Linked DNA regions of Homo sapiens: region 1 is linked to region 2. The links are chromatin contacts, found by Hi-C or POLR2A ChIA-PET in ENCODE. All regions are on one chromosome and are shown on one strand. The core of a region is the stretch at or near the end of the contact, and the rest is flanking DNA. Distances in the headings are between cores, read along the strand shown.

What was found. Hi-C counts contacts between places; a loop is a spot of excess contacts on that map. ChIA-PET counts read pairs that join two places held with the same protein, here RNA polymerase II (POLR2A). Pooled maps may share reads with other maps.
Region 1: a loop to region 2 is called in a pooled map, with 5 times the contacts of the local background. The contact joins the enhancer-like site here to the promoter of SET in region 2. A Hi-C loop is called at or near these places in 2 of 50 pooled maps. POLR2A ChIA-PET finds 5 or more read pairs at or near these places in 4 of 52 experiments (WTC11, activated B cell and activated T-cell).

What each region holds. Positions count from the first base shown.
Region 1 is chr9:130,004,135-130,009,433 of GRCh38, forward strand. The region is part of intron 1 of FNBP1 (formin binding protein 1); the gene reads right to left. Among named protein-coding and RNA genes, the nearest start is that of FNBP1, 36 kb to the right of the region's middle. RefSeq lists enhancers at 3,507-3,656, 3,817-3,866. Within about 2 kb of position 3,482, at least 8 of the 41 ENCODE cell types and tissues checked have a DNase peak (open chromatin) inside an H3K27ac peak, as active enhancers do.
Region 2 is chr9:128,685,598-128,690,471 of GRCh38, forward strand. SET (SET nuclear proto-oncogene) reads left to right here and starts at 3,625. Exons shown (of 8, transcript NM_003011.4): 1 at 3,625-4,058. The coding sequence starts at 3,986. RefSeq lists enhancers at 342-431, 472-571, 1,922-2,798 and silencers at 3,085-3,994, 4,375-4,494.

The DNA.
Region 1 (5,299 bases), core at 2,232-4,731, 1.3 Mb after region 2:
CACCTGTAATCTCAACTACTCTGGAGGCTGAGGCAGGAGAATCGCTTGAACCTGGGACGTAGATGTTGCAGTGAGCCAAGATCGCGCCACTGTACTCCAGCCTGGGTGATAGGGCAAGACTCCATCTCGAAAAAAAAAAAAAGTGTACTAAACCAACATTAATTCAAAATCCCTGGAATAAGCCAATCTAGTAAGAGACTAAGTTGCTAAAATTACCTATGTAAGTGGCACAGACTCCAGGAAAGGGGGTCCTGAGGCCAGTCCCCCTCTGCAAGCAAATCTCTCCTGCAGTGAATTATTCACCCAGTGAAGGGAATGATCTCCTCCACACTACTGAGACTACTTTGGTCTGTGCTATCTAGACTGCTATTTCTGTATACTCCAGTTTTTGATAAATTCACCTTCCTGAGGACTTGGGCATTTTAAGAAGCAGGACTTAAATGGCTCTGTTTAAACAGAATCCCTTAGGATTATGTTACTAGCATTAGCTTCCTCAAACTGTGGAGGAAAATGTGTCAGAGGGTATAGATTTACTCAAAGAGTAACTGTAAGAAAATATCCATTTAAAATGTTTTAAAAAATCAATTTGGTTCTGAATATTAAAGAAGCTGCACTTACAGAAACGTAGAAAGTTTTATAAAACTTTACAGGCCGGGCGTGGTGGCTCACGCCTGTAATCCCAGCACTTTGGGAGGCTGAGGTGGGTGGATCACCTGAGATCAGGAGTTCAAGACCAGCCTGGCCAACATGGTGAAACCCTGTCTCTACTAAAAACACAAAAATTAGCCATGCATGGTGGCAGCTACCTGTAGTCCCAGCTACTTGGGAGGCTGAAGCAGGAGAATCGCTTGAACCCAGGAGGTGGAGGTTGCAGTGAGATGAGATGGCGCCATTGCACTCCAGCCTGGTGACAGAGCAAGACTGTCTCAAAAAAAAAAAAAAAAAAAAAAAAAAGGCTGGGCATGATGGCTTGCACCTGTAATCCCAGCTACTCAGGAGGCTGAGGCAGGAGAATCACTTGAACCAGGGAGGTGGAGGTTGCAGTGAGCTGAGATCGCACCACTACACTCTAGCCTGGGTGACACAGCCAGACTCTGTCTCAAAAAAGAACTTTACAAACAAAAATGTGCCATCACAAATACCACCTGAAATTAACTTCTCGAGCTTTTAACAAAGATTTAAATTAATTTCCATAGACAAATTGAGATTTTTTTTTTTTTTTTTTGAGACGGAGTCTCGCTCTGTTGCACAGGCTGGAGTGCAGTGGTGCGATCTCAGCTCACTGCGACCTCCGCCTCTCGGGTTCAAGCGATTCTCCTGCCTCAGCCTCCCGAGTAGCTGGGACTACAGACGCCCGCCACCACACCCGGCTAATTTTTTGTATTTTTAGTAGAGATAGGATTTCACCATGTTAGCAAGGATGGTCTTGATCTCCCGACCTTGTGATCTGCCCACCTCAGCCTCCCAAAGTGCTGGGCTTACAGGCGTGAGCCACTGTGCCCTGCCAAATTGAGAATATTAAAAGCAGAAATACTCAAATATATTTTTCAACCTAAAAGTGATGAAAAAGGATTACCCAAAGTGACTTCATTGCTTGCCCACAAAAAGAATAAATTACATGTGAAAGGCAGAATTAGAAGGTTTATTTGTTTTTTCCTTTTGTTGTTTTTCTTCCAAACACTATGGTGACTTAGGAATAGAAGGTTTATTTCAAGGATCACAGATACCTTATGTTTTGACAATAGGAGTAGATGCAGATTCCACAAAATCATATATTCATCTGCTGTTTCTGAAACTGGTTTTTGAATTAGGGTGCTGTGCTCCCTGGGTTGAAAATGTCTCCTATAGCAGGAGCCTGTGAGGTAACTGACAAAAAGGGGCTCCAGCACCACAGTGCCCTAGTTGTACATTCAAGTTAATACAACAGATTTTAATTAGAAAGGAAAAGCACACAAAATGAAAGGTCTTACTGAATTCAAATCTCATTAAAATGCAATTCTAGAACTTGCCATTAAAAACAGGTACAGGCTGGGTATGGTGGCTCACACCTGTAATCCTAGCACTTTGGGAGGCCAAGGCGGGTGGATCACTTGAGGTCAGCAGTCTGAGACCAGCCTGGCCAATATGGTGAAACCCCGTCTCTACTAAAAATACAAAAAAATCCATCTTGACCAACATGGTGAAACCCCATCTCTACTAAAAATACAAAAATTAGCTGGGCATGGTGGCAAAGGCCTGTAGTCTCAGCTACTCTGGAGGCAGAGGCAGGAGAATCGCTTGAACCTGGGAGGCGGAGGTTGCAGTGAGCTGAGATTATGCCACTGCACTCCAGCCTGGTGACAGAGTGATACTCTGTCTCAAAAAGAAACAAAACAAAACAAAAAAACTAGCCAAGCATGGTGGCAGGCGCCTGTAATCCCAGCTACTTGGGAGGCTGAGGCAGGAGAATCGCTTGACCCCAGGAGGCGGAGGTTGCAGTGAGACATGATGGTGCCACTGCACTCCAGCCTGGGCGACAGAGGAAGACTTCGTCTCAAATAAGTAAATAAAATAAAAACAGGTACAAACTTAGGCTTAATTGTTATAATTAGTCATAAGTCTGTTTCTGTTGCAGAAATGAAAACACTAAGGAGTCTGTTTCTGTTGTAGAAATGAAAACACTACGTTCATGGCTCTTTGTAGTTGCATTCTGAACACGAGATAAGAATGTAAGCAAATATATGATAAAAATATATGTGTGGGTTAAAAAAATAAAACTTAGCTGAAGTTTAGGAGGCAGCTGCATATGGATGAAGTTAGTGATATAAAGAATGTGGAGGCCGGGTGCGGCGGCTCATGCCTATAATCCCAGCACTTTGGGAGGCTGAGGAAGGAGGATCATTTGGGCCCAGGAGTTTGAGACCAGCCTCGGCAACATAGCAAGACCCTCATCTCTACAAAAAAAAAAAATACACAAAGTTAGCTGGGTGTGGTGGCGCACGCCTATAGTCTCAGCTACCCAGGAGGCTGAGGTGGAAGGATCACTTGAGCCTGGGAGGTCAAGGCTACAGACAGCTGTGATCACACCACTGCATTCCAGCCTGGGCAACAGAGTGAGATCCTGTCAAAAAAAAAAAAAAAAAAGAAAAAAAAAAAGAATGCAGAAAGACACATAGAGTACAAAAAGTTGCATTTTCATATTTTTATAACAATAATTATATTGTGTAAAAGGGCATTAAGGAGGCTGTTGTTGGATGTGCAACAAATGGAAGGGCTCAGAAAGTAGAAGCCTCAGGACTAATGAATGCAGCGGTGCTCTGAGCCAAATGTGTTCTGAAATGAAGAGAAAGGGGAAAATCACAACCTGTAGAAAAAGTGCCAGAATTTTGACTGTGCTAGAGTCTGAGCAGATGAGATTAGGAGGGGAAACTGCTATGGAATGTATCCCTTTAAAAAGCAGCAATAAACTTCTAGCCTATTTTGACGTTCTTAGAACACCTTAGTCACTTTCAGTTCCTCTCTTGTTTCTACGGATGCGGTAAAAGCAACAAACAAAAACAAACATCTCTAACTGCCCCAAAGATGCGGAGTGAAAGACACTGTAAAAAAATAAGATTTTAAGGCCGGCGTGGTGGCTCACGCCTGTAATCCCAACACTTTGGGAGGCCCAGGTGGCTGGATCACCTGAGGTCAGGAGTTCAAGACCAGCCTGGCCAAAATGGCAAAACCCCGTCTCTACTAAAAATACAAAAATTAGCTGGGTATGGTGGCGAGCGCCTGTAATCCCAGCTATTCAGGAACTTGAACCTGGGAGGTGGAGGTTGCAGTGAGCCAAGATCGCACCACTGCACTCCAGCTTGGGTGACAGAGTGAGACTCTGTCTCAAAAAAAAAAAAAAAAATTAAACTGCTTACTTTTTTTCATTAAAAAAAAAAAAACACCTAATTTCTGCTGGGCGTCATGGCTCAATGACTATAATCCCAGCACTTGGGGAGGCTGAATGGGAGGATCACTTGAGCCCAGGAGTTCGAGACCAGCCTGAGCAACATGGCGAGACCCACTCTGCACAAAAAATAAAAATAAAAATTAGCTGGGTGTGGTGTCATGCGCCTGTGGGTCCCACTACTTGGGAGGCTGAGGTGGGAGGATGACCTGGGCCTGGGGAGGTCGAGGCTGCAGTGAGCCAGATTGTGCCATTGCACTCCAGCCTGGGCAACAGAGTGAGACTCTGTCTCAAAAAACAAACCGAAAAAACCACCTAATTTTTTAAATAGTTTAAAAATTACTCCTCCAGATAGGTATGGTATTGTCAAATAACTTGAAGAGGAAAAGTATTAGGGATAATGAAGTTATAAAATTAGTCTTAGAAGGATGGATATAACTTGTAACTGTGTTTGGCTGCATCAACACTGATGAAAGATCGACGCTAATCTCAGAAAGCAAAATCTTGCTCTTTATAATTTAAAAAATGCTCCATTTTATTGTAAGCAAGAGGAGCTTAGTCAAGCCCCTCAGTGTCTGGCTTCAACCTGAAAACGGAATCTTCTGGTTCATTTCCTGATTTCTATGCAGAGATTGGACCACGAAAGCTGTCTAAATATGAATTGGTCTCTTTCCCAAGCTTGATCAATCAGCAGGTGCAAAGGTTCAACCAGCTTCCCCGCCTCTAGCTGTCCTGCATTCTTCTCAGCCCTGGAAAACCAACTGTGCCTCTCAAACATCCCACACTAGTCTCCATAGGTGATTCTCTCCCCCAGAAAACAAGTTCAAGACCGACCCAGGAAAGGAAGAAAAGAGGGTGATAGAGAGAGAAAGAAATCTCACTCTAAATACCAGGGAGAACTTTGAATGCAATCCAAAGACTAAAGAAGAAAGAAGTATACAAGCTAAATTATTAATGAGAAGAAAAAGCCAGATTTTTAAAGTCCTGACTTATTTCTAAACTCTAAATATTTCCAAGTTGGAGGGGGCAGTGGTAGAGTGGGTGCAAAATATTACAAAAATATTACAGGAAAAAAATGTTTAAGGCCCTGGCATCTGAAACTTAGTTAACACCAAGGAAAAAGATTTTCCACTAAAACGCTTGCCAATTCATTCACTTCCCACTTTAAGATGGCTCTGCAAACACATAGGTGATGTCCCTTTCTAAGAGAAGGGATCCCACTTCTCAACCCCACTGCCATAGTTGAGCATCTGACTCAAGGACTTGCATGAAAAACTCTATGGGAATAGGTGCTAGAGCTAAAAGGTAAAAATTGCTAAGAGGGGCTGGACGCAGTGGCTCACGCCTATAATCCTGGCACTTTGGGAGGCCGAGGCA
Region 2 (4,874 bases), core at 2,375-4,874:
ATGTGTATGTGTCTGTGGCGGGGGAGATGTTCCAGGCTCTGGAGATTTTTTGGTCTGTGCTTGGGACACTGCAGCACTGTGGGGGAATGCCAGCCTCTCTCTGTTCCAGTCTTTCTGGCGGTGGGGTTCTGTCCTCTTCAAAGGGAGCCGGGGGCCGGGCGCGGTGGCTGACGCCTGTAATCCCAGCACTTTGGGAGGCCGAGGTGGGCAGATCACCTGAGGTCAGAAGTTCAAGACCAGCCTGGCCAACATGGCTAAACCCCATCTCTACCAAAGACAGTTAGCCAGGCGTGACGATGCATGCCTGTAATCCCAGCTACTTGGGGGGCTAAGGCAGGAGAATTGCTTGAACTCCGGAGGCGGAGGTTGCAATGAGCCGAGTTCGTGCCATTGCACTCCAGCCTGGGCGACAAGAACAACAACAACAACAACAAAAAAAAAAACAACCAGAGGGGCCAGGAGGAGAGGAGAGAGGCAAGGGAGGAATTCTGAGTGAGGGGAGAGGCCAAGAAGAGAGAATGCAGAGCTTCTGGTGTTGGAGACGGGGAGAGAGCAGAGTCCTAAGAGTGGGTGAATAACCTCTCAGTGTGCCCCCGGCTCGCCTGTGTTTACTCACACCCCTGGCCCTTTTGCTTTCTCTTTCTCTTCAACTTCCTAGTGTGCTCATATTTATCTTGAGAAGCACTGTGTGGGGAAGGGCAGGAAAAGAGGGGCAGGGAGGTGGCAGGGAGGGTTGGGAGGCCAGAAAGGGAACCTGAAAGCCCACTCCCCCATCAGAAGGCATTACAGGGTTCCCTGGGACCCCTGCAGGTGCTTGGGAAACAGGCAGATAAGGCACTTAGGAGACATTGTGGGTCAGGAGTGACCCTATGGGTCAGGCTTTGAGGATGGAAGCAGCCAGCCCTTGGCATAGTGTTCTCAGACAGACTCAGCCCAGGAGCGGGTCGTGAAATCAATTTGGTGGGGTGTGACCTGCATTTTAAATAGGAAATTAGAATCACATCACCCTTGGTAAGGGTAAGTTTTGGTTTGTGTGTGCTAGGTCATGATGTCAAAAGTACTTCTGACTGTTGGTCACATTAAAAAAACTGAGGCAGGGTGCGATGGCTAACTCTTGTAATCCCAGAGCTCTGGAAGGCTGAGGCTGAAGGATGGTTTGAGCTCAGGAGTTTGAGACCAGCCTGGGCAACATGGTGATACCTCCTCTCTACAAAAGATAAAAACAAAATTAGCCAGGCAAGGTGGCAGTGGTGCTTGCCTGTGGTCCCAGCTACTCAGAAGGCTGAGGTGTAAGAATCCCCAGAGCCCAGGAGGTCAAGGCTGCAGTGAGCCATGGTTCTGGGCGACAGAGAGAGACCCTGTCTCATAATAATAACAACAATAAAAATAGAAAAACTGTTTTAAGGTAAGGGCTTTGTCAATTGCTACTTGGTTTAGAATCTTGGTTCTGTCACTTGCAACAAAGTTTAGTTTATGCTAGGCACAGTGGGTGGCTCATGCCTGTAGTCCCAGCACTTTGGGAGGCCGAGGTGGGCAGATCACCTGAGGTCGGGAGTTCGAGACCAGCCTGGCCAACATGGTGAAACCCCGTCTCTACTAAAAAATACAAAAATTAGCTTGGCATGGTAGTGGGCGCCTGTAATCCCAGATACTCGGGAGGCTAAGACACTCACCGTGCACTGTCTTGAACATGAAAGATGCTGCTTGAGCTTTAAGAGCTGATAGTGGGCCGAGCTCAGTGGCTCATGCCTGTAATCTCAGCACTTTGGGAGGCAGAGGCAGGTGGATCACCTGAGGTCAGGAGTTTGAGACCAGTCTGGCCAACATGGTGAAAACCTGTCTCTACCAAAAAATACAAAAATTAGCAGGGCGTGGTGACTCACATCTGTAATCCTAGCAACTCAGGATGCTGAGGCAGGAGAATCACTTGAACCCGGGAGGCGGAGGTTGCAGTGAGCTGAGATGGCACCACTGCACTCCAGCCTGGAAGACAGAATGAGACTTGGTCCCCTCCCCCACCAAAAAAAAAAAAAAAAAAAAAGAGCCAATGGTAAAGTGTGAGTTCTGGAAGGCAGAATTCCAACCCCAAGTTCTGGTTAAAAATGTCCAAAGAGAGATTTCAGGTATTTTTTTGTTTTTGTTTTAGAGATAGGGTCTTGCTCTGTCACTCAGGCTTCAGTGCAGTGGCTGCATTGGGGCTCATTGAAGCCTGGAATTCCTGGGCCCAAGCGATCCTCCTGCCTTGGCCTCCCAAAGTGTTGGGATAACAGGAGTGAGCTATTGCATGGCCAGGATTTGAAATTGGCCAGCGTATCACTAAAATCAACAAATGGTACTGGCCGGGCGCAGTGGCTCCCGCCTGTAATCCCAGCACTTTGGGAGGACGAGGTGAGTGGATCACCCCAGGTCAGTAGACCAGCCTGGCCAAGGTGGTGAAACTCCATCTCTACTAAAAATACAAAAATTAGCCGGGCATGGTGGCACGTGCCTGTAGCCCCAGCTACTCGGGAGGCCGAGGCAGGAGAATTGCTTGAACCCGAGAGGCAGAGCTTGCAGTGAGCCAAGATTGCGCCACTGCACTCCAGCCTGGGGGACAGAGCAAGACTCCCGTCTCAAAACAAACAAACAAATGCTACTAATCAGGGTTTTTCTGGCTTTTTATGGTTCATGTCTTGGGGTGCTGGAGGGACAGAATGTGGGGCATCCGCATTACTTGAAAAGTATTATTTAAACAAAATGCTTTGGCCCTCCTTAGTGGTTCAGAACTTTGCCTCTCAAGTAGAACTTGTTGGCCCCTTTCATCTCTATGAACAGAACACCGCCTATCGCTTGGGGCTGTTGTGAGGCCTCGGTGAGATAACCGTGCCATGCGCTGCTGAAACTGGCACTTAACGCTCAGTATGATTCTTGCGGGCGCTGGGCACCGCGGACTAATGTGGTACCTCCCTGCCTTCACAGGACTTCGAGTTTAATGTGGCTTCAGTGTCGTAACCTTTATCATTTCATAACAGAAACGGGTTCAGAGAGGAAGGGTGACTTGCTCAAGGGTACAAGCTTGCTGGGCAGGGCTTGGACTAAAACCCAGGAATGGCCCTGCGCGCGGATTACACAGCCTGGGGCTTCGCACACGAGCCCGAGTTTGAGTCCGATCGGCAGTTCCCCATCTGGCATCCAGAATGGGGTGCCCCCTGCTTTCTCCACGAAGTGGAAGGCGCCGAGAGGCCGGGCGGAATTCGGGGCCCCCATACGAGGCCGGGCCTGCACTTTCGGGGTGGTGGGCGCCCCGCTCCCGGTGCCCCGCGGAGCAGGGAAGCCGCTCGCTCACCACGTGACGCGCCGGCCGGGGGCACCCGCGCCTCCGTGCGACGCCCCGCCCACCGGCCTGCCGCGCGCCAGTGTCCTGGGTCGGGCCGGAGAGGGGAGAGCGGGGGAGGGGACGCGGCGCGGGGGGCGGCCGTGCGTCGCCGCGCGCCTTCCTCCCACCTCTCGCCGGGCCCTGTGTCTCCGCGCCGCGACTCCGCCCCCTCATCCCGCCGCCCAGGCCAATGGCGCCGCGGCGCGAGCCTCCCCGGCCGGAGGCGGAGCATCCGCGCGGGGCCTGGCGCGCCTGCGCCCTGCGCCCGCCCCTCGCCGTAGGAGGAGGTGGAGGAGGAGGCGGCTCGGGAGAGCGAGCAGCGAGCTGGCTGGATCGCCGAGCGCGAGTGAGGGAGCCGAGCCGCCCGCCGCCGCCGCCTCCGCCTCCCCTCCGCGAACAGGAGCCCGGGCCGGGGCCCGGCACGCCGCCCCAGCCCGTCCCTCGGCGTCAGGCCGCGAGGGTAGCGCGCGCGAGCGAGCGAGGGGGAGGGAGAGCGAGCGAGCGCCGGGAGGAGGCGGCCGGACCGAGCGGGCGCCCGCGCGTGTGGCGTGAGGGGAAGCCGCTTGCCCGCCCCCTTCGCCTTCCCTTCTCTCCCCCTCCCCGCTCCCCCCCCGACCGCGGAGCAGCACCATGTCGGCGCCGGCGGCCAAAGTCAGTAAAAAGGAGCTCAACTCCAACCACGACGGGGCCGACGAGACCTCAGGTGAGAGCAGCGAGCCCGGGGGCCGGCCCGCGCCGCCATCTTCGCCGCCCGCCCCGGCCCGCAGGCCGCCGGCGGGGCCCGGGGCGCGCGCGGGGGGCGCCGGGCGGGGGGGCGCGGCGCGGCCGGGCGGGGGCCCGCGGACTCGGCGCCCTTTTTTGTGCGCGGCTGGGCTGGGGGCCTGGGTGGCCCGCGCCGCGGCGGCCGCGCTGCGAGGCGGGGGCGCTGCGGCCTGCTCGGCGCGGGCGGAGGAGACCCCCCCTTCCTCTCCCCCCTCCCTCGCTCTCCTCCCCCTCCCTCCCTCCCGAGAAGCCTCTCTTTATTGTGCTCCGCCATGATGCCTCGCTCCCATCAGCCGCCGCCGCCGCCACATGGTGCGGCCGGACGCGGCCCCGCGCCCGACCTCCCGCGCGGTTCCGCTTCGCGCCCGGCCCGCGGCGGCGCCCCCGGCACCCCCGCCCAGAGGCTGGCCCCGGCGGGGCTTCTGCCTGGAGCTCGGGTGGGGTGGGGGCGCGGGGAACACGCGGGCGGCCGCGCGCTGGGCCTTGGCCGGCCGGGAGGATGCTCTGGCCAGCCCGGGCGCACTCCCCACGTGGGGCGGCCGCCCCGTCGCGCCAGCGTGCGGAGAAACCTGGCGCCGCGACCAGTGTATCGGGGGTCTTGGAAATGGCTAAGAAAGCTGGCCTCTGCCTAGGAGGCTCTCGGCAGGGGGGCTGCCAATCCGGGATGGTTACCGGAAATGAACCGCGCGATCTGGCCCTTTCACACCCACTTAGCTTTGTAGGGGGTTTGTAGTCTTTACAGGACAAAAGGGCACCT